Linked DNA regions of Homo sapiens: all the other regions are linked to region 2. Evidence: read pairs that join two places in POLR2A ChIA-PET (ENCODE). Cell type or tissue: B cell. All regions are shown on one strand. Links, peaks and the distances in the headings refer to the core of each region. The heading gives the core; the rest is flanking DNA. Region 1 overlaps ARHGAP35 (Rho GTPase activating protein 35). Region 2 overlaps ARHGAP35 (Rho GTPase activating protein 35). Region 3 has its middle 23 kb from the start of BCAT2.

Region 1 (7,501 bases), core at 1,522-6,521, 62 kb after region 2:
ACCTTCCCCCTATGCAGCTCATTTGCCTGGGTAAATGAGTAGAGTGCTTTCTGCGTGGCAGATTTAAATTTCACCACTAATTGATGCTAGCGTCTTCAGGGGAAAATGCTTGCCATTAGATCACAGGCCTTTGGGAGACAGCCTCATAACAAATACATCCAGGACAGGGGGCGGGGATGGGGAAAGTACAGAATGCAGCTGTACCGAAAGGAACTGTGGGACGTGCCCAGAGAAACCAACTGAGTACTTTTGAGGCATGCCCTTGGGGACTGCGCATGTGCATGGTTGTGCCATGTGTGTTTTGATGGCCTTTTTTTTTCTTGCTAGTGTATAGTATGTACAGGACAAACTTGGAGCCAAACTGTCTGGAATCAAATCCCAGCTCTGCTGCTTACAAGCAAATATTTAACTTCTCCATTGTTAGTTTCCTTGACCATAAAATGGGGATAATGATGGTACTTTGAGTCATGAGATGATTCAGTATGTTAGAGACCTCATAACAGTACCTGGCAGGTTGTAAGTAGTCAATTTGCTACTGTTGTTGGTGTTATTATTGAAATGATCTAAGATGCATCTTCCACTCTAGGCAGGCCCCTGTGCTGGCCATCCCCTTCATTTGCCAAGTCCCCCATGCAGAGGCTCCTGGTCTTCAAGACCCAGTATGGGTGTCTCCCCAGGGAGAGTAGCCCACGTGACTTGTTCTCCCTTCTGCATTCCTCATGTCATAGCAGGGCGGGTCAGAGCATGGACTTTGGAATTGGTACAATTGGTTTAAAATCCCAACTGAAGGGGGATGGGGGATTAAGAGAGGATGCTTAAATGGATATAAAAATGCAGTTAGAAGGAATAAGTTCTAGTGTTTGATAGCCCAGTAGGATGACTATAGTTAACAGTAATTTATTGTATATTTCAAAATAACTGCAAGATGTGAAATGTTGCCAACACAAAGAAACGATATATATTTGAGGTGATGGATATCCTAATCATCCTGATTTGATCATTACACATTGTATCCTTGTATCAAAATATCACATGTATCCTGTAAATAGGTATAATTATGTATCCATTTTTAAAATACATTATTTTTAGAATAGAATATTAAAACTATGAATACTCAAAGTTCTGAATGAGTGTGTCATTTATTACATTAATTGTGCTGTTCAATTTAAATTTATGATCCTCCAAATAAATTGTCAAAATGATTTGAAAGCAGGAACTATTATTTATCTTATGAAAAGTAAGCCCCATAACTAAAAAAGTTCCTGCAAAATAATCTGTAATTGTGTTTATATTACATGAATGATTCGCTGTTTCTCCAAAAGAGCATTTAAGAAGTCAGTAATTCTCAAATGTGCAAAGTATTTCCACGTGCTTAACAAGAAAACTATCTAAAACGAAACAAACAAAAATCCCAGCTCTGCCACTTGGCTAAACTCTTTCACATTGCTGAGCCTCTGTTCTTCCTCTGCAAAATGCAGCTAATAATAATGCCCACCTTATTAGGACTATGAGGATTGTTTTTGTTTTGTTGTGTTGTGTTTTGTTTTGTTTGAGACAGGGTCTCCCTCTGTTGCCCAGGTTGGAGTGCAGTGGTGCGATCTCAGCTCGCAGCGTGCAGCCTCGACCTCCTGGGTCTCAGGTGATCCTCCTAATTCAGCCTCCAGAGTAGCTGGGACCACAGGTGTGTGCCACCACGCCCAGCAGTTTTTGTATTTTTTGTAGAGATGGGGATTCGCCGTGTTGCCCAGGCTGGTCTTGAACTCATGGCCTTGAGTGATCTGCCCACCTTGAGTGATCCCAGAGTGCTGGGATTACAGGCATGAGCCACCATGCCTGGCCCTACATCACTCTTTAAGTGGTCCTTTGTGCATTTATTTCTCTGCCTGGCTCCAGAGAGCTGGAGGACTGTGAAGACACTCCTTTTTTCGCATATTCAGCAAGTATATATTGAGCATCTTATACTATGTGCCATGCACTGTTTAAGATGCTGGTGATACAGCATTGGACCAGACAGACAAAATCCTCACCCTCGTGTGGCATACATTATAACCCGGGGGGAGACAGATAATAAGAAGTAAAATGTAAAGAACCTTAGTGATTAGTGTTTGGGAAGGAAAAAAATGAAGCAGGAAAGGTGGGGTATGAAATGTCCGGGGTGAACATTAACATTTTAGATAAGGAGGGCTGGGGAAGAGTGGCTTTTGAGAAGGTCCTGAAGGAAATGGGGGAGAGAACCATGCCATTTCCTGGGGAAGAACCTTTCAGACAGAGAGAACAGCAAGTGCAAACGTCCAGAGGCCAGGACATTCCTGGGAAAGAGCTTGGTTTTTACTCTGAGTGAGGTAAGAAGCCATTGAGGGGTTTGGAGTGGAGGGACAGGACTTGGCCTTTGCTTAATAAAATAACTGGCTGCTCTGTAGAGAACAGTCCTCGCCCTTGAGGACTTGTGTGTTCTTGTTCTAGCTGCCTTTCTGCAAATCTTTCTCCATTCTGCTATTCCTTTCTCTGGATGTATACCCAGTCCCCCATATTGCCGGCATGGGTTCAACCAAACCCCTCCTTCATACTTGAAAGGGTAGAGTAGCACACTCCAGTGTGGGGGCAGCCCAGGTTGGAGCCCAGCTGGAAGAATTCAGCACAGTAAGCAGACGGGTCACTTCCCGTCCAACCCTGTCTTTCCAAGCCCATCTTCCTTCACACTGGACTCCTTAGCACCTTCACACGGTGTCGTGCCTCTGCGTCGTTGTTAAACACTGTTCCTGCTGCCTAATATGTTGTTTCCTCTCCCATCTAACACATTCCCATCCTTTCCGAAGCCTTCACACTCTAGACATGCCTCGATTATAGTAGCTGTCCCCTTGTGTTAGGGATACTGTTTCTGTCTGTCACTCCTTAGAAGAAGAGACAGGAGGGAGCTTGCTCTCCTCCCTCTGCCATGTGAGGACACGAGAAGGCAGCTGTCTGTATGTAAGCCAGCAGGAGGGCCCTGCCAGAAACCAAATAGGCTGGCCCCTCGATCTTGGACTTCCCAGCCCTCAGAACCATGAGAAAAAGAGAGCTATTGTTGAAGCCACCCAGTCTGTGGTATTTTGTTATGGCAACCCAAGCAGCTAAGACAGATGGCAAGGTGACCAACTCAGGCATCAGAACACCTGAGAGCCTTAAGGCAGGGGCCCCTTCTTTCCTGATTCATGTGTCCCCATGGGACCTGGCTCTCCAGAGTCCTCCATCAGGGATCTTTGTGTCCACATGACCAGAACACAGCAATTGGGTCAGCAGAAATGGGAATTGAGGCAACTGAAAGTCAGAAGGGCTGAGACAGGTGGACGAAGACGTGGACAAATGCCACTTGAGAGCCGTGGTCTGAAGAGATGAGCTCACGCCTTTGTGTAGTGCCCGGCTCCCAGGTGGTTTACTGTTTGAAATGTAAGCTGACTGGGTATCAGACAACTGAATCCCACTTTTTCAAACAAAGATGGTGCAAGGCCTTGTGATTTCACCCCAGTTTGCGTTCTTTCACTCTTGGCTGGCATCCTTTGGCTATTTAAATTCGTAGCCTCCCAACAGTTTTTAAAAAACAAACAAACTCACACAATTTATCTTTTCATGTAAGCTGCAATTTGGTTGAAACAAGACCTTTCTAGTACATAGTCCAAAGCTCCTGATAACTGAAACTACAATCAGTGTTTCTGTTCTGTGATCTGTTTTTTGTTTTAAAAGCCACAACAGAAAACCTTTTCTTCTGTTACGGCTGTCAGGAGCCGTTTGGGCTTAATCAATAATGAGGTGTTTCACTTCCTGGGGCTGGGCTATCTGTGGAGAGCACTTACTTCTCCGTAACCCATGAAGCCAGTGAAGGACCCTGAATCTGGGTAAATTCAAAATTCTTCTGAGCCTTGGATAGTCTTAGGCATAGTTCTGGCAGGGTCTGACTTGAAAAAGTAGGTTGTGTATTTATTATTGTCGTTTCAATATCACTAACACGAGGTGAAGAAGAAGAAGAAGGCAAAAGACCCAGCCTGAGCAGAACTCAATGTAACAGTCCTTGATTCTAAGCCGCCCCCGTCCATGTGATACAACTCCTAGCGGGGGAGGGATAGTGGGGCATTATATTAAGTATAGGTATTAATGATAAGTTCGTCTAGTTTGGAAAACTTTTAAATGGGCAGAGATGAACATAATCAGATGGCAAGGATGTGGTAGTAGCTGTTTGAATAACAATAATGATGAGGATAGCTAACATTGATAAGCATTATTTCATGTCACCCTCTCCGTGACAGACAGAGCCTGAGAGGAGTCGCCATTGCCCCCACACAGCCAGCCTTTCAGCAGCCTTCTTGGCAGCAGCTATGTCAGACCAACAGTACCTTCCTAATTTTAGCCTCACAAAATTCATTTATGTTTCATATATACCTTATTCACATAGCATGAAGGTAATTTCATACGATGTTTTTTGTTTTGTTTTGTGACAGGGTTTCTTTCCATCACCCGGGCTGGAGTGCAGTATTTCATACTTCCTGTATTTGTGGCAGGAAGCTTTATGCTTTATCATCAGAGTGATCTTTGAAGGGAAGGACTTACTCAGCATTTAAATAACACAAGCTAGATTACAGAGCAACCCTTTAAACCATTTAAGAAAAAAATGATTTCCTTTTTAAAAAATGGTAATTGCTGTATGATTGTCAAATTTTTCCTCTTGAAAGTATTTTTTAAGTAAAAATGAGCCTGCATACTACACCCATGTATGACCATCATATAACAAGACAGGGTAAATGCAGGTCACGCATCCCTAATCTGAAATCCAAAATGCCCCAAATCTGAACATTTTTCAGCACCAACATGATTCCCCACCTGACCCCATGTGGTCACAGTCAAAACTTTGTTTCATGCACGAGGCCAGGGCACAGTGGCTCATGCCTGTAATCTCAACACTTAGAGAGACCAGTGCGGGCAGATCACTTGAGCCCAGGAGTTTGAGACCAGCATGGGCAAGATGGAGAAACGCCATCTCTACTAAAAATACAAAAATTAGCCACGTGTGGTGGCGTGCACCTGTAGTCCCAGCTACTTGGGAGGCTAAGGTGAGAGAATCACTTGAGCCTGGGAGGCAGAGGCCACAGTAAGCTGAGATTGCACCATTGCACTGCAACCTGGGTGATAGAGCAAGACCCTGTCTCAAAAAAAAAATTTATGAAATTACCTTCTATGCTGTGTGTATAAGGTATATGTGAAACATAATAAATTTTGTGTTTAGGTTTGGGTCCCATCCCCAAGATATCTTTTTTTTTTTTTTTTTGGAGAGGGAGTCTCACTCTGTCACCCAGGCTGGAGTGCAATGGCACGGTCTCAGCTCATTGCAACCTCCGCCTCCCATGTTCAAGCAATTCTCCTGCCTCGGCCTCCCAAAGTGCTGGGATTACAGGCGTGAGCAACCACACCCAACCGCATCCTCAAGATACCTCATTACTTATATGCAAATATTCCAAATTCTGAAACACTTCTGGTCCCAACTATTTTGGTTGAGGGCTGCTCAGACTGTAATACATCAGTGTGATTAAGAGCAGCCACATGGAGTCAGTCTCTTTGGATGCCAGGCCTAGCTCTGCTACCCAGTAGCTGTGTGATCTGGGGCAAGTGACTTACCCTGTCTAAGCCTCAGTTTCCTCATCTGTTAAACAGGCATGATGATGATAAGCAGTATTTTATGTATGCATATATCTTCCTACGTTTAACCAGTGGTTTCTAAACATTTGAGGCATATGTATAGCTCTCATCTTACTAATTACAAATTATCATTAGCTGTTCTTAAAGCAGACTTTTTTTTTTTTTTTTTTTTTGAGACGGAGTCTCGCTCTGTCGCCCAGGGTGGAGCACAGTGGTGCCATCTCTCGGCTCACTGCAACCTCCGCCTCCCGGGTTCACACCATTCTCCTGTCTCAGCCTCCTGAGTAGCTGGGACTACAGGCACACACCACCACGCCCAACTAATTTTTTGTATTTTTAATAGAGACGGGGTTTCACCATGTTAGCCAGAATGGTCTCAAACTCCTGACCTCGTGATCCACCCGCCTCGGCCTCCCAAAGTGCTGGGATTACAGGCGTGAGCCACTGCGCCCGGCCAAAGCAGACTTTCTAACACTGCTATTCAAATGGTACCATCCTTCATCATTTTTAAAAAGTGTGATTTAAACTGTTAAGTAGGGCTGGGCACAGTGACCATCCCAGTGCTTCTGGAGGCCGAGGCAGGAGGATCACTAGAGCCCAGGAGTTTGAGACCAGCCTGAGCAATATAGGGAAACCCTGCCTGTACAAAAAATAAAAAATTTGCCAGGCATGGTAGTATGTGCCTGCAGTCCCAGCTACTTGGGAGGCTAAGGTAGGAAGATCACTTGAGCCTGGGAGCTCAAGGCTTCAGTGAGCTGCGATCACGCTACTGCATTCCAGACCGGCAATAGAGTTAAACCCTATCTCAAAAATAAATAAATAACTAAACTGTTAAATGTGTGGCTTAGATGATTTATTCCTCTAAATAGGATGAATAAATTTGTGAGATTGGGCACAGTAACTATTTTGGTACAGTGGCAAGGTGATTGGTGCTGGCATCAGAACACACCTGACTGTTAGTTCAGGATCTGTGCTTCTCGCATTCGTGCAATGAGGATGTTTAATGAGCCTCTCCAGCAGGCCAGAAGATAATGCATAGGGCATGGTCTCTGCTATTAGGAGTTAGGAAATGAGAATGGGGGAATAGGTATAGAAGGAGGGAGATTTCTTATGTTCAAAATACTGTGAGAACACTGAGGAGGGAGCTGGAGTGCAGTGGTGCGATCATAGCTCACTGCAGCCTGAAACACCTGGGTTTAAGCGATCCTCCTGCCTCAGCCTCTTGAGTAGCTGGGACTACAGGCCCAAGCCATCATGCCTGGCCACCATCTTAATCATTTTTAAGTGCATGGTTTAAGGCCAGGCACGGTGGCCCAAGCCTGTAATCCCAGCACTTTGGGAGGCCGAGGCGGGCGGATCACGAGGTCAGGAGATCGAGACCATCCTGGCTTACACGGTGAAACCCCGTCTCTACTAAAAATACAAAACAATTAGCCGGGCATGGTGGCGGGCGCCTGTAGTCCCAGCTACTCCGGAGGCTGAGGCAGGAGAATGGCGTCAACCCAGGAGGCGGAGCTTGGCAGTGAGCCGAGATCGCACCACTGCACTCCAGCCTGGGCGACAGAGCAAGACTCCGTCTCAAAAAAAAAAAAAAAAAGTGTATGGTTTAGTGTGTGCCAGATCCTTTTTAAATTATTTCTCTTTGAAGATTCCTTCCTAGTCTAACAAATTTGTAGAAAACTACTATGGGAGGAGGGCCTAGCTTAGCAGGAGTTTTCCTTAAATATTTTATGTGTGGATGACACTGCGAGGCTTTTTCCTCAGACATCTGGAACTGGCCATCGGAGAGCTGCTCCAGGCAGTTGCTCTCTGTTGCTCTACCTCGTTGATTGACCGC
Region 2 (7,501 bases), core at 1,077-6,076:
GGCGCTGTGGCTCACACCTGTAATCCCAGCACTTTGGGAGGCTGAGGTGGGCAGTTCACGAGGTCAGTAGATCAAGACCATCCTGGCCGACATGGTGAAACCCTGTCTCTACTAAAAATACAAAAGTTGGTGTGGTGGCGTGTGCCTGTAGTCCCAGCTACTCAGGAGGCTGAGGCAGGAGAATCCCTTGAACCTGGGAGGTGGAGGTTGCAGTGAGCTAAGATCGCACCACTGCACTCCAGCCTGGGTGACGAGTGAAACTCCATCTCAAAAAAACAAAAACAAAGACAAAGAACCGTTCTTTAGTAAACCAATCAACAGCGATTAATTATATAAAATGTGCACCGCCTTAGGTGGTATACATAGCACTATCAGACATGGCTCCTGCTTTTGAATTTCTTACTTTCTAGTAGGGGAAAATAGAATATCCTCACCCCACAGTGTGTTACTGTGGCTCAACCACATGAATCAGGAAACAAGAGTAGAGGCCATTCGGAGCTTGCAGTGAGCCGAGATCCCGCCACTGCACTCCAGCCTGGGCGACAGAGCGAGACTCCGTCTCAAAAAAAAAAAAAAAAAAAAAGAGTAGAGGCCATTGTGGTGGGTGGTGAAACATTACAAGTACTAAAGCCATTGCTTCAGCTTTCTTTAACAGTGTGACCGCTGAAAAACTAAATGGTTAGTGTTTTGGGTTGCCTCTAGTGAGACATGGCTAGACGTGCAGATTCTAAGCAAAGGTTATAGGAACTTGAGGTTCTGTAGACCCTTAAGGGGTTGGGTCAGGGGTGTCTATGATGCTTTCAGAATGAGTATATGCTGAATTTTGGGGTCTGTATATTTTCTGCAGAGAGAGAATTTGTAGATTTCATCAAATTCTCAAAGGAATCCATGACCCAAAAAAGACTACAACCACTGGCTTAGAGTAACACTGAGCCCCATGGCCTCATTTTGTCTCCGTTTTACTTTACTGTTCTAGATTGAGACCTGCCTTTTATTTTTCCCTGATACTTATTTGGAGGGGTCCTTGATGCAAAGAACTCTATTGTTGAACATCTAAGGAGGAGTATGTAAGCTTTCTTTTTTGGAAGCTTGGGTATTATGGCTCTTAAATCTTCATCTTTTCTGTCATTGTTTAGTAAAAATGTCTTTCTATTTGAAATAATGATTACTGTATTTCTAGGTGCAAGTATTCATTCATTTGTCATGTATTTATATGCTGAGGCCCATGCTGGGCAGTGGTCATAGAGAGATGAAATGACCAGATCCTGGCCCTTAGAGGCTTTTAGTGATACACATGTAAGTGCTCAGAAATGGTAGCTGTTAGTCTCCTGGGAACAGCTATTATATAGTGTCATGGCCAAAGTCATAGAGGATATACAGGGTAGAACAGGAACACAGGAGAGGTTATCTAGACTATGTTTCATTGAAATTTCACTGTTGATTCATCTCATTAGCTCATTGATGGGTTGCAAACCTTTGCATGAGAGGGTGTAACAGATTAGGTGTTTGGGGCCTTTGCCAAACTGGAGAGGTACAGTTGGAAACACGACAGTGACTGAGGCTGTAGCTGTGACACATGTATTCAAATGGAACTCACTTAAAAACTATTGACTCTATTTCTCTACTTTTCTGTCGACAACAGTATACGGTTCTGTTTGCCCTTAGTCACTCAGGAGGTATTTATTGGATGCCCAGAGGGTGTGTAATACTGGACTGGACCCTTGGACTGGACTGTTTACTTACTAGAAGAGCAGATGGAAATGATTGGGTTGTGGCTCTTTGGCAATATTCTTTGCTGTCTCCCAGTAGTCAGTATGGTAATAAGCTTCCCTCTGGTGGGAGGTAGGATAGTTGGGCTTTGGAAATCAAAATACCAGAGTTCCAAACCCAGCTCTGCCACTTTCCATCTGGGTAGCCTTGGCCAGGTCAGTTGATACCTCTGAGCCTTGGTTTTCTGATGTACAAAATGGGGATATAACTATCACCCGCCCTCCAGGACTTCTGCCACATAGTAGAGCCCAATAAATGGAAGTTGTATTGTTACTAGCAGGTGAGGATTATAAACCATGGAGGAATTCCCTCACTTTATTGATTCATTAAGGATAATTATTATGTTGTGCAGAAGAAGGAGTATTCTACTTATGTGAATGGGGGAGTTTGGAATTCCTAGTTAGAAACAGTGGCTCAATCTCTCATTTTTGGCCACTTTTCTTAGGCTTTTTGCTAGGGCAAGTTTTTTTTTTTTGTTTTTTTTTTTTAGATGGAGTCTCGCTCTGTAACCAGGCTGGAGTGCAGTGGTGCAATCTCGGCTCACTGCAACCTCCGCCTCCCGGGTTCAAGCGATTCTCCTTCCTCAGCCTCCCAAGTAGCTGGGACTACAGGCTAGCACCACCATGCCCAGCTAATTTTTGTATTTTCAGTAGAGACGGAGTTTCACCATGTTGGCCAGGATGGTCTCAATCTCTTGACATCGTGATCTGCCCGCCTGAGCCTCCCAAAGTGCTGGGATTACAGGCATGAGCCACTGTGCCCGGCCAGGGCAAAGGTTCTTAATCCAGGGTTCCTGAATTTTTTGTGTAAGTCCATTCTATTTTCTGGGAGAAAGTGTTCAAGTTTTTATCAGATTGTCAAAGGGATTCTTAACTGCCAAAAGATTAAGAATTGGTTAACTGGCCAGGCGCGATGGCTCACGCCTTAATCCCACCACTTTGGGAAGCCGAGGCAGGCAGATTGCTTGAGTTCAGGAGTTCGAGACCAGCCTGGGCAACGTGATGAAATCCTGTCTTTACCGAAAATACAAAAATTAGCCAGGTGTTGGCCGGGCACAGTGACTCACAACCGTAATCCCAGCACTTTGGAAGGCCGAGGCAGGCAGATCACTGAGGTCAGGAGTTCGAGACCAGCCTGGCCAACGTAGTGAAACCCTGTCTCTACTAAAAAAAAAAAAAAAAAAAAAAAAGAAAAATTAGCCAGGCCTGGTGGCATGCCTGTTGTAATCCAAGCTACTTGGGAGACTGAGGTAGGAGAATCACTTGAACCCGGGAGGCAAAGGTTGCAGTGAGCCGAGATCGCACCACTGCACCTAGCCTGGGCGACAGAGCGAGACTTTGTCTCAAAAAAAAAAAAAAGAAAAAAAAAAAGCCAGGTGTGCTGGCACACACCTGTAGTCCTAGCTACTTGGGAGGTTGAGGTGGGAGGATCACTGGAGGGAAGTCTAGGCTGTAGTGAGCCATGATCACGCCACTGTACTCCAGCCTGGGTAACAGTGAAACCCTGTCTCAAAAAAAAAAAAAAAAAAAAATTGGTTAATGGACCTGTTGGGTGGGTATGGAGCCACAGTTGGTACCTTTGATCCTGAAATTGTCCATTATAATAAGATATTACTGAGAGCAATTTTCTAAAGTACGAAGTATGTAATGAAGATACAGGGAGAATATTCAGAAGTTTTTGTTGGCTGCTTTTTTTTTTTTTTTTTCTGCCAGGAGTAGGTGGGACAAGTATAAAGGAAAGTGGTATCAGGAGGAAGTAAGAAGTAAGAAACCACCTAAATAATTGTTAGCTGCTTGTCCTCATAGTTCTTTCCATAGGTTGATTCTGAGTTGGGGCGTCTCTGCACTGTACCTTGCAATCAGGCCGGACCACTTGCTTTTTCCTGAACACTGTGTTCAGGCTTTGTATGTTCATGAGGTCCCTCTGCCTAGAGTATCTCTTCTCCCAACATTTGTAAGTCCAGTTCTCCATGCATCAGAGCTTCCTGGTGTTGCCTTTTAGAGTTCTCATCAGCTTATAACTCCCTGGAGAGCACTGACTCTCATCTTCGGATCCTTCACCGTCATGGTCCTTTGCACATGGTAGGTGCTAAATAAAGGGTTGTGGAACTAAGTGAAGAGTGATACATATGAAGGAAACAAACACCTGTGTAAGGGAGAAGGCTATAAATTAAAATTTTCAGATACCAGTGAATTCTGCGGGGGAGCTTGGGAAACCCTTAGAGTTTCACTGACAACCTGAATAGGGGGAGGAGCCTGCCCTGAGTTAGGAAGCAGGAGTGTGGGGAACAGGTAGCCAGCCATAAGGTCTTGGCCAGGTCATATCACTTCTGGACTGGAGTTAACACCTTCAAAAACTGTTCGGGTTGGACTTTTTGAACATATAATAGAGGTGATGTTGATGAGCATCTACCGTATACCAGGTACTACTCTAGGTCCTGGGAATATAGTAGGTTGCCACCAGACAAGACCCCTTCTTTTCTAGTGGGAAGCATTGGGTGGGAAGTTAGTCCTTTCTAGCCTTAAAATGCTGTGATTCTGTCATCTGAAGAATGGGCACCAACTTCTGCTTGGGATTGTTTTGAGGATCAAATGAGAAAGCACTTTAAAGATTATAAAACACACTTACCTTGTTTATTATGAATACTTCTCTCCCCCCTTGGTTTTGCCCCCCTTGGTTTTGACTTAGGTTTTTTAAAAGTTTAAAATTGAATTGTACCAATAGGAGTATGAACTAATGATCCCAGGGTTTAGGTAGATTTGGGGACTTAAATCTTTCAATAAGTGATCCTTTAGCTAGATTGGGATGTAGGTTTGTAATATCATCTTCACCAGTGAAAAATGTATTGGGGGGGAAGTCCATTTATTTATGGATATTTTGGATATTTTGTTTCTGCCTTAACATAAGTTCGTTCGTTCGTTCTTTCTCTTTTTTTTTTTTTTTTTTTAAGATTTCAAACTGTCTCTGCCATTATTCTTAAATACAACTTTATATTGGTGAAGGCTGCTTGTCAGGGAAAAACCAAACTTCTCTACTGATTTGGGATTTTTTTTTACCATAAATTCAGGGTGCAGTTGTTCTTGAAGTGGTTCCATTTTGTGATTAGGCTGAGTATTTTTAAGCACAACTCTCTCCCTTGTCCTTAGAATTATCTCCAGTATCCTCAAAACAAAGAGCAAATGATGCAATTAGGATGCAATCCCTTGCCTGTGGATTTCAAGGAAAATTATTTTCCACACTACTTGGAAGCTCATGGACAAAGTCAAGCTTTCTTTAGATCTGGTGAACTTAGAAAAAATAACTTGATGAAGTGAGATTCTTACCTTGAGGTTAGTTTTTGAGAGTGGATCAATGATGTGAAATTTCTAAGATATTCTTGATTTATAAATATCACTTTATGACTCATTCCTTGGAGCAGTTTTTATTTTTTCCTTTGAAAAACTTTAGATGTAATTGACTTTGGTTTACACTCTATCCTGTTTTTTGGTTTTTTTTTTTTTTTTTTTGGAGACGGAGTCGCTCTGTTGCCCAGGCTGGAGTGCAGTGGCACGATCTCTGCTCACTGTAACCTCTGCCTCCTGGGTTCAAGCGATTCTCCTGCCTCAGCCTCTCGAGTAGCTGGGACTACAGGTATGTGCCACCACACCCAGCTAATTTTTGTATTTTTATTGGAGATGGGATTTCACCATGTTGACCAGGCTGGTCTAGAACTCCTGACCTCAGGTGATCTGCCCGCCTCAGCCTCCCAAAATGCTGGGATTACAGGTGCAAGCCACCACGCCCGGCCATACTTTTAGTGAAAGGAAAGCCATGTATCTTTTTCTGCTGTCTCCTATGTCATGTCTTACTCTGCCGTTTTGTAATGGTCCTTGAGATTGAGATAATAGAGAGAGATTTTCTAGATTTTCACCTACTCACTGATTTTTACTACAGGCATTTTAATTCCTTTAAATTTGAGACTGATTTTCTTCCCATAGTATTTAACTTATCATCATCCTTATAGGAGGGCCAGACCCTTAGGATTTATGTGAATACTGCTAGTTGGTAGGAAAGGTACTTTTCCTGAAGCCTTGAAAGAGTATTTCCAGAATAGTGAGCTTCATATTTTTTTGGTAACTTTTTTTTAAAGGTATACTTTCTGTGTAAATAGAAATGAATTTTTGCAATTGGATGAGGGGGAAAAAAGCTGAAATTTAAGGGCAAAATCTTTTTTTTTTTTTTTTGAGACGGAGTCTCGCTCTGTCACCCAGGCTGGAGTCCAGTGGCGCGATCTCGGCTCACTGCAAGCTCCACCTCCCGGGTTCACGCCATTCTCCTGCTTCAGCCTCCCGAGTAGCTGGGACTACAGGCGCTCACCACCACGCCCGGCTAATTTTTTTGTATTGTTAGTAGAGGCGGGGTTTCACCGTGTTAGCCAGGATAGTCTTCGATCTCCTGACCTCGTGATCCACCCGCCTCGGCCTCCCAAAGTGCTGGGATTACAGGCGTGAGCCACCGCGCCCAGCCGGGCAAAATCTTATAGCATCTTATCCCTTCTATGGTTTGGGAAATTAAGAAAAGTGCACGTTGGTGTTTTCTCACAATTTAATGCTCAGGCAAGTAAAATGATATCCTTAATTGCAAGTTACTGAAGTTGAAAGGCGACCATTTCCCATCAATTAGAAATGGTCTTTATGGTTAACTCTGGCAGAAATTCTGTTCTTCTGTGAGGCTTGGGTGATATCAGTAATCCTATTGAGGAGAGAGCATATTGAATCCTCTGACTTTGGGCAAATAATTTAGTCTCCAGGTCCCAATGCCCTTGTCTGTGAAATGAAGAGAATACTTACCCTTCCCGGGTGGATTTAAAAATCTGTGAGGAAGGCCAGGTGCGGTGGCTCATGCCTGTAATCCCAGCACTTTGGGAGGCTGAGGCAGGCGGATCTCCTGAGGTCAAGAGTTTGAGACCAGCCTGGCCAACATGGTGAAACCCCATCTCTACTAAAAATACGTAATTGGCTGGGCTTAGTGGCACATGCCTGTAGTCCCAGCTACTCGGGAGGCTGAGGCAGGAGAATCGCTTAAACCCAGGAAGCAGAGGTTTCAGTGAGCCAAGATCGCGCCACTGCACTCCATCCTCGGTGACAAGAATGAAACCCCGTCTCAAAAAAAAAGCTATAAGGAAGCCCAGCACAGTGGCTCACACCTGTAATCCCAAGCACTTTGGGAGGCCTAGGTGGGAGGATCACTTGAACTCAGGAGTTCAGACCAGCCTAGGCAACATGGTGAAACCCTGTTTCTACAAAAAATTAGCCAGGCGTGATGGTGTGCACCTGTAGTCCCAGCTGAGGTGTATCACCGGAGCCCGGGAGGTCAAGGCTGCAGTGAGTGGTTATTGCGCCACTGCACCTGCACTCCAACCTGGGCAACAGCAAGTCCCTGTCTCAAATAAAAGCTAAGAAGGCAAGTTTTGTAATAGTACTTTGAGCAGCATAAGGTACATATACAAAATATTGTGGGAAATATATTATGAAGTTTTGCATCTAGGTACATAAGAGACTGTTTCCCTCACAGTGGAGAGCTTTGGTAAAAGAGCAAGTGGATTAGAGCAGTTGTAGCTTCTGTTTTCTCCAGAAAGCTCACGCTGTGCAGCAGCTGTTTTTGTCCATTCTGGCTTTGCAGCAGTGCAGTATTGGGGTTAAGCCACGTGTGTGGGCCTCAGAGGCAGGCAGCTGGGGCCATACTAAGCCGG
Region 3 (7,501 bases), core at 1,297-6,296, 1.9 Mb after region 2:
CCACCACCATGCTGGGCCTAATTTTTGTATTTTTAGTAGAGACGGGGTTTTGCCATGTTGCCCAGGCTAGTCCCGAACTCCTGGGCTCAAGGAATCTGCCCGCCTCGGCCTCTCAAAGTGCTGGGATTACATTCGTGAGGCACCGTGCGCAGTCCGGGGGACAAAATTTTAAACAAGTGTTGGTCATGTAAGCATGGCAGACTGCACGTGTGACTGACCTCAGATACTCCAGCTGCCTCCTCCTGAGGGGTGGACTAGAACAGGGACTGGTAACCAGGGGTTAAAGGATCGGGACCTGACGCCTAAATCTTTTGAATTTACATGCAAAATATGGGCATATAACATGAGCAGTGGTTCAGGATGTGGGCAATGAAGAGAGAGAGCCTGAGTTCCCCCACCTCTTACTACTGGAGTAACCAGGGGCAGGAGACTTCTGAATTTCAGTATTCTTATCTGCACAAGTGGAAACGAGAGAAATACTGTAGGGCAGTGCCTTCTAGCGGGCTTAGAGGAAGCCTCTGGACATGGTAGCTATTACTTATTTGCTTAGTCTTTAGCATTCTGCACGTTTTGTTTGTTTGTTTGAGATGGAGTCTCTCTCTGTCACCCAGGCTAGAGTGCAGTGGTGCGATCTCAGCTCACTGCTACGTCCACCTCCCGGGTTCAAGTGATTCTCATGCCTCAGCCTCCCAAGTAGCTGGAATTACAGGCATCATCATGCCTGGCTAATTTTTGTATTTTTAGTAGAGACGGGGTTTCATCATGTCGGCCAGGCTGGTCTTGAACTCCTGACCTCAGGTGATCCGCCCACCTCAGCCTCCCAAAGTGCTGGGATTTACAGTTGTGAGCCACCCCGCCCAGCCAGATGTTCAAATTTTGATATGGATTAAATTCAGTTACTAGATCACTTTTTTTTTTTTTTTTTGAGACAGGCCCTTACTGTGTTGCCCAGGCTGGAGTGTGGTGGCACGACCCCATGGCTCACTGCAACCTCGACCTCGTGCTCAAGCAATCCTCCCACCTCAGCCTTCTCAGTAGTTGGGACTGCAGGCAGGTGCCACCATACCCAGCTAAGTTTTTGTTGTTGTTGTTGTAGAGACCAGGTGCATGCTGTTAAAACTAACTACCCGAGACTGGGTAATTTATAAAGAAAAGAGGTTTAATTGACTCACAGTTCCACAGGGCTGGGGAGTCCTCAGGAGACTTACAATCATAGCAAAAGGGGAAGGGGAAGCAAGGCACGTCTTATATAGTGGCAGGAGGGAGAAAGAGCTAGAGGAGGGAACCACCACAGTTTCAAACCATCAGATCTTGTGCGAACTCACTCATGACTACGAGAACAGCATGGGGGAAACTGCCCCCACGATCCAGTTACCTCCCACCATGTCCCTCCCTGGACCCGCTGAGATTATAATTCATAATGAGATTTCAGTGGGGACACAGAGCCAAACCATATCAGTTGCCAAGGCTGATCTTAAACTCCTGGGCTCCAGCAATCCTCCTGCCTCAGCCTCCCAAAATGCTGGGATTATAGGCATGAGCTACCGTGCCCAGCTGCATCGTCATCTTAATACTATTGTCTTCCAGTCTATAAACTTGGGATGTCTTTCCATTTATGTCTGTTACGAATTTCTTTCTTTCTTTTGTGTATTGTCAGTCTTTCACCATTGAGTAGGATGTTTGCTGTGGGTTTTTCATAAATGCCTAAGCCAGTGTTTCTGTTTTGTTTTGTTTTCTTCTTTTTTGAGATGGAGTCTAACTCAGGCTGGAGTGCAGTGGTGTCATCTTGGCTCACTGCAAACTCTGCCTCCTGGGATCAAGCGAATCTCTCGCCTCAGCCTCTCAAATAGCTGGGATTACAGACACCTGCCACCAAGCCTGGCTAATTTTTGTGTTTTTAGTGGAGGCAGGGTTTCCCCATGTTGGCCAGGCCGGACTCGAACCCCTGACCTCAAGTGATCTGTCTGCCTCGGTCTCCCAAAAAGCTGGGAATACACATGTGAGCCACCGCGCCCTGCCTAAGCCAGTGTTTCTATTTTTTTTTTTTTTTTTTTTTTTGAGATGGAGTCTCACTCTGTCGCCCAGGCTGGAGTGCAATGGCACAATCTCGGCTCACTGCAACCTGTGCCTCCGGGGTTCAAGTGATTCTCCTGCCTCAGCCTCCTGAGTACCTGGGATTACTGCCCACCACCACACTGGGCCAATTTTTGTATTTTTAGTAGAGACAGGGTTTCACCATGTTGGCCAGGCTGGTCTCCAACTCCTGACCTCAGGTGATCCACCCGCCTCGGCCTCCCAAAGTGCTAGGATTACAAACTTGAGCCACTATGATCAGCCAGCCAGTGTTACATCACCTCAGGGGAGTCTTTCCAAACACTCATCCCTTGAGATGTTTGTAAACTTGTATAATGCCCTAAAAATGGTTTTAACCACTCACACATTTGTTAGAAATGCTTATTCCTTGGTGCCATAAAGAAATAGCACTTGAGGCCGGGCGCGGTGGCTCACGCCTGTAATCCCAGCACTTTGGGAGGCCGAGGCGGGTGGATCACAAGGTCAGGAGATAGAGACCATCCTGGCTAACACGTTGAAACCCCGTCTCTAATAAAAATACAAAAAAAAATTAGCCAGGCGTGGTGGCAGGTGCCTGTAGTCCCAGCTACTTGGGAGGCTAAGGCAGGAGAATGGCGTGAACCTGGGAGGCGGAGCTTGCAGTGAGCCGAGATCGTGCCACTGCACTCCAGCCTGGGCAACGGAGTGAGACTCCGCCTCAAAAAAAAAAAAAAAAGACATAGCACTTGAACATTAATTTCCTCAGCAAGGCCATTTTTATTTTTATTTTTATTTTTTGAGATGGAGTTTCGATCTTGTTGCCCAGGCTGGAGTGCAATGGCACAATCTCAGCTCACTGCACCCTCGGCTTCCGAGGTTCAAGCAATTCTCCTGTCTCAGCCTCCCGAGTAGCTGGGATTACAGGCATGCACCACCACGCCCGGCTAATATTGTATTTTTAGTAGAGACGGGGTTTCTCCATGTTGGTCAGGCTGGTCTCAAACTCCTGACCTCAGGTGATCCGCCCGCCTTGACCTCCCAAAGTGCTGGGATTACAGGCATGAGCCACTGAGCCCGGCCAGCAAGGCCATTTTTACTTTCTGCAGAAAAGGTACACTCGCCAGCAGTTTTGCCACAAGAGTACAACGAACAAAGGAGACAGGGTCATTTATAACCTGACGCATCCACTCTACTGCCGTGTCGGGTTTCCATTGGCTGGAACGGGACCTCACATTCTGTATTTGTCCCAACTGGCTAGCAACTTGGAACTTTTTAAAAGAGGCAAAGGCAGAGGAGAACAAAGGAAGGGGGAAGTGACTTGTGGAATGCTGAGAAAGGTAAAAACACCTTCAAATAAGGAAGAGGAACAGGCTGTGACCTAATGCTTGCTTGGACCAGTATAAGCATGCCAGGGCAAATATTTAGGGTAAATTGTGGGAGCTAAAAACATAAAGTACACTGATTTCTTTATTACGGCTAGCAGATATTTAAGAATGTTAGCACAGGTCTTTGAATACATTTTGCGTCTAAGAGAAGTTACTATTTATTCCTAAGTAGACGAGGAGGAAAGTCTCTTTGAAGAGGAAGCTCTACTTTAATTTTTACACATTGCTAACTGATGAAATTGTATTTGGAGACTCACTCTGTAAATTGCCTCTTTCCTTAGTTTTCCATTTTTTATTTTTAGTTTACTTATTTATTTATTTTGAGACACAGTGTCACTCTGTCACCCAGGCTGGAGTGCAGTGGCTCAATCTTAGCTCATTGCAAACTCTGCCTCCCGGGTTCAAGGGATTCTCCTGCCAGGCTGGCTTCACTATGTTGGCCAGGCTGGTCTCAAACTCCAGACCTCAAGTGATCTTCCCGCCTCGGCCTCGGAAAGTGCTGGGATCACAGGTGTGAGCCACTGCGCCCGGCCTTCTCCTCTTTTGGCCTTTGACTTTATACTCAACACTGACCACCAGATGGTGCTGCAGGCACACCACAGCGTGGCCTGACACACAGCACGCTGTGGCTGGGTTATTACAGCTGAGATGTATTTACCTGGATTTATTATTTTATTTATTTATTTATTTTTCAGTAGGAAAGGTAGGGCCCGCTATTTACCAGGTTTTTTTTTAAGTGACAGAGAAAGACTGTCTTAAGCACACACACACACACACACACACACACACACACACACACACACACAGAGCTTATAAAACAGTTTAACGGCCGGGCGCAGTGGCTCATGGCTTAATCCCAGCATTTTAGGAGGCTGAGGCAGGAGGATGACCTGAGATCAGGACTTCAAGATCAGCCTGGCCAACATGGTGAAACCCCGTCTCTACTAAAAATACAAAAATTAGCCCGGTGTGGTGGCTCACACCTGTAGTCCCAGCTACTCGGGAGTCTGAAGCAGGAGAATTGCTTGAACCTGGGAGGCGGAGGTTGCAGTGAGCCGAGATCACGCCATTGCACTCTAGCCTGGGCGGCAGAGCGAGACTCCATCTCAAAAAAAAAAAAAAAAAAAAACAGTTAAAAAAAAAAAACAGTTTTTAGGCCCCATTATGCCTGTGTGATTCTTTGTGTCCTAATCTTGGGCGCACACACACACACACACACACACTTATTTATTTTTCTTGAGACAGAGTATTGTTCTGTTGCCTAGGCTGGAGTGCAGCGTTGTGATCTCAGCTCACTGCAGCCTCCACCTCCCAGGTTCAAGTGATTCTCCTGCCTCAGCCTCCAGAGTAGCTGAGATTACAGGTGCCCGCCACCACACCCGGCTAATTTTTCTATTTTTAGTAGAGACAGGGGTCTCGCCATGTTCACCAGGCTGGTCTCAAACTCCTGGCCTCAGGTGATCCACCCACCTCGGCCTCCCAAAATGCTGGGATTACTGGCGTGAGCCACGGCGCCTAGTCCTGTTTGTTATTTTAAAATGAAGACATCCTTAAGCATGAAAATGTCTTTAAATATTTTGAAAAATGTTTTCTAAAGCCATGAAGGCCTATAGTACCCTAAGTCTTATATAATTAAATTATAATTAAAGATTTAATCTGGCTGGGCCTGGTGGCTCACACCTGTAATCCCAGCACTTTAAGAGGCCGAGGCTGGAGGATCACAAGGTCAGGAGATCGAGACCATCCTGGCTAACATGGTGAAACCCCGTCTCTACTAAAAATACAAAAAATTAGGCAGGCGTCGTGGCGGGCGCCTATAGTCCCAGCTACTGGGGAGGCTGAGGCAGGAGAACGGCGTGAACCCGGGAGGCGGAGCTTGCAGTGAACCGAGATGGCGCCACTGCACTGCAGCCTGGGTGACAGAGCGAGACTCCATCTCAAAAAAAAAAAAAAAATTATTCTTTGCAGATATTCATTTTCTCACAGAATTGGACTCTTTTTTTTCTTTTTCTTTCTTTCTTTCTTTCTTTTTTTTTTTTTTTTTTGAGACAGGGTCTTGCTCTGTTACCCAGGCTGGAGTGCAGCGGCATGAACACAGCTCACTGCAACCTGGAATTCTTGGCCTAAACCCATCCTCCTATCTCAGCCTACCGAATAGCTGGGACCATAGGCACACGCCACCACATGCAGCTAATTTTTTTATTTTTTGTAGAGGAGGGGGGGTCTCACTATGTTGCCCAGGGTGGTCTCGAACTCCTGGGCTCAAGTAATCCTCCTGCCTTGGCCTCCCAGAATGCTGGGATTACAGGCATGAGGCACCAACACAAAGTTATTTTCCAAAGTGAGCTGCAGCGCCAACACTCACACCTACTCACTGTGTGCCCAGCACTGCTCATGGATAGCAGTTCTTGAACCCTTTGGTCCCAAGACCCCTTCACATTCTCAAAAATCACTGAGGCTGAGCACGGTGGCTCACGCCTGTAATCCCAGCACGTTGGGAGGCTGAGGCGGGCGGATCACCTGAGGTCAGGAGTTCCAGACCAGCCTGGCCAACATGGTGAAACCCCATCTCTACTAAAAATACCAAAAAAAAGGCCGGGCGCGGTGACTCACGCCTGTAATCCCAGCACGTCGGGAGGCCGAGGCGGGTGGATCACAAGGTCAGGAGATCGAGACCATCCTGGCTAACACGGTGAAACCCCGTCTCTACTAAGAATACAAAAAATTTAGCTGGGCGTGGTGGCGGGCGCCTGTAGTCCCAGGTACTCGGGAGGCTGAGGCAGGAAGAATGGCGTGAACCCTGGAGGCGGAGCTTGCAGTGAGCCGAGATGGCGCCACTGCACTGCAGCCTGGGTGACAGAGTGAGACTGCATCTCAAAAAAAAAAAAAAAAAGAAATTAGCCGGGCTTGGTGGCGGGCACCTGTAATCCCAGCTACTCGAGAGGCTGAGGCAAAAGAATCGCTTGAACCCAGGAGGCAGAGATTGCAGTGAGCTAAGATTGCGCCACTGCACTCTGGCCTGGGTGACAGACTGAGACTCCATCTCAAAAATCATCATCATCATCATAATAAATTGATGGCCAGGCACGGTGGCTCACGCCTATAATCCCAGCACTTTGGGAGGCCGAGGCAGGTGGATCGTGAGGTCAAGCGATAGAGACCATCCTGGCCAACATGGTAAAACCCCTTCTCTACTAAAATAACAAAAAAAAAAAAATTAGCTGAGTGTGATGACACACAACTGTAGTCCTAGCTACTCGGGAGGCTGAGACAGGACAATTGCTTGAACCCAGGAGGCAGAGGTTGCAGTGAGCCAAGATCATGCCTCTGCACTCCAGCTTGGTGACAGAGCAAGACTCGGTCTTAATAATAATAATAATAATTGATTACATTGTACCTGCTCTAGAAAAGAAAAAAGAAAAAAAAATCATTGATGATAGTCTCTTAGGCTGGGGGTGGTGGCTCGTGCCTGTAACCTCAACACTGGGAGACCAAGGTGGAAGGATCGTTTGAGATCAGCCTAGTGGGACCTTGTCTCTACAAAAAATAAAAAATAATAAAATTAGGCTCAGTGCAGTGGCTCATGACTGTAATCCCAGCACTTTGGGAGGATAAGATGGGCGGATCACTTGAGCGTAGGAGTTTGAGACCAGCCTGGGCATTATATTGAGACCTTGTCTCTACAAAAATAAAAATAAAAAATTAGGCAGGCATAGTGGCACATGCCTGTGATTCCAGCTGCTTGGGAGGCTGAGGTGAGAGAATTGTTTGAGTCTGGGAGGTCGAGGCTGCAGTGATTACTGCAGTACACTGAATGCGTCACTGTACTCCAGCCTATAGATATACATGTGTGTATATATATATGTAGGGGTGACGCTTGTGAATTCTTTTTTAATTTTATTATTTTTATTTTCTTTTTGAGATAGAGTCTTGCTCTGTCACACTGGCTGGAGTGCAGTGGCACGATCTCATCTCATTACAACCTCTGCCTCCTGGGTTCAAGTGGTTCTCCTGCCTCAGCCTTCCAAGTAGCTGGGATTACAGGCATGCGCCATGATGCCTGG

The links. Peaks named below come from ENCODE experiments on the same cell type or tissue, not always from the same donor. Only the 100,000 strongest peaks of a DNase experiment are listed, where the experiment ranks them.
Region 1: POLR2A ChIA-PET joins it to region 2 with 12 read pairs; 13 of 35 experiments call an interaction of 5 or more read pairs at or near these places.
Region 3: POLR2A ChIA-PET joins it to region 2 with 11 read pairs; 2 of 35 experiments call an interaction of 5 or more read pairs at or near these places.

The regions. Positions count from the first base shown.
Region 1 is chr19:46,951,141-46,958,641 of GRCh38, forward strand. The region is part of intron 3 of ARHGAP35 (Rho GTPase activating protein 35); the gene reads left to right. Among named protein-coding and RNA genes, the nearest start is that of NPAS1, 65 kb to the right of the region's middle. In B cell, for the core only: no CTCF peak of the experiment used is centred there; a DNase peak (open chromatin) is centred at 4,411; H3K4me3 peaks cover 553 bases; H3K27ac peaks cover 1,011 bases.
Region 2 is chr19:46,889,189-46,896,689 of GRCh38, forward strand. The region is part of intron 1 of ARHGAP35 (Rho GTPase activating protein 35); the gene reads left to right. Among named protein-coding and RNA genes, the nearest start is that of ARHGAP35, 32 kb to the left of the region's middle. RefSeq lists a silencer at 3,807-3,886. In B cell, for the core only: no CTCF peak of the experiment used is centred there; a DNase peak (open chromatin) is centred at 3,643; H3K27ac peaks cover 418 bases.
Region 3 is chr19:48,784,300-48,791,800 of GRCh38, forward strand. No RefSeq gene overlaps it. Among named protein-coding and RNA genes, the nearest start is that of BCAT2, 23 kb to the right of the region's middle. In B cell, for the core only: a CTCF peak has its summit at 4,012 (motif pointing right); a DNase peak (open chromatin) is centred at 4,002.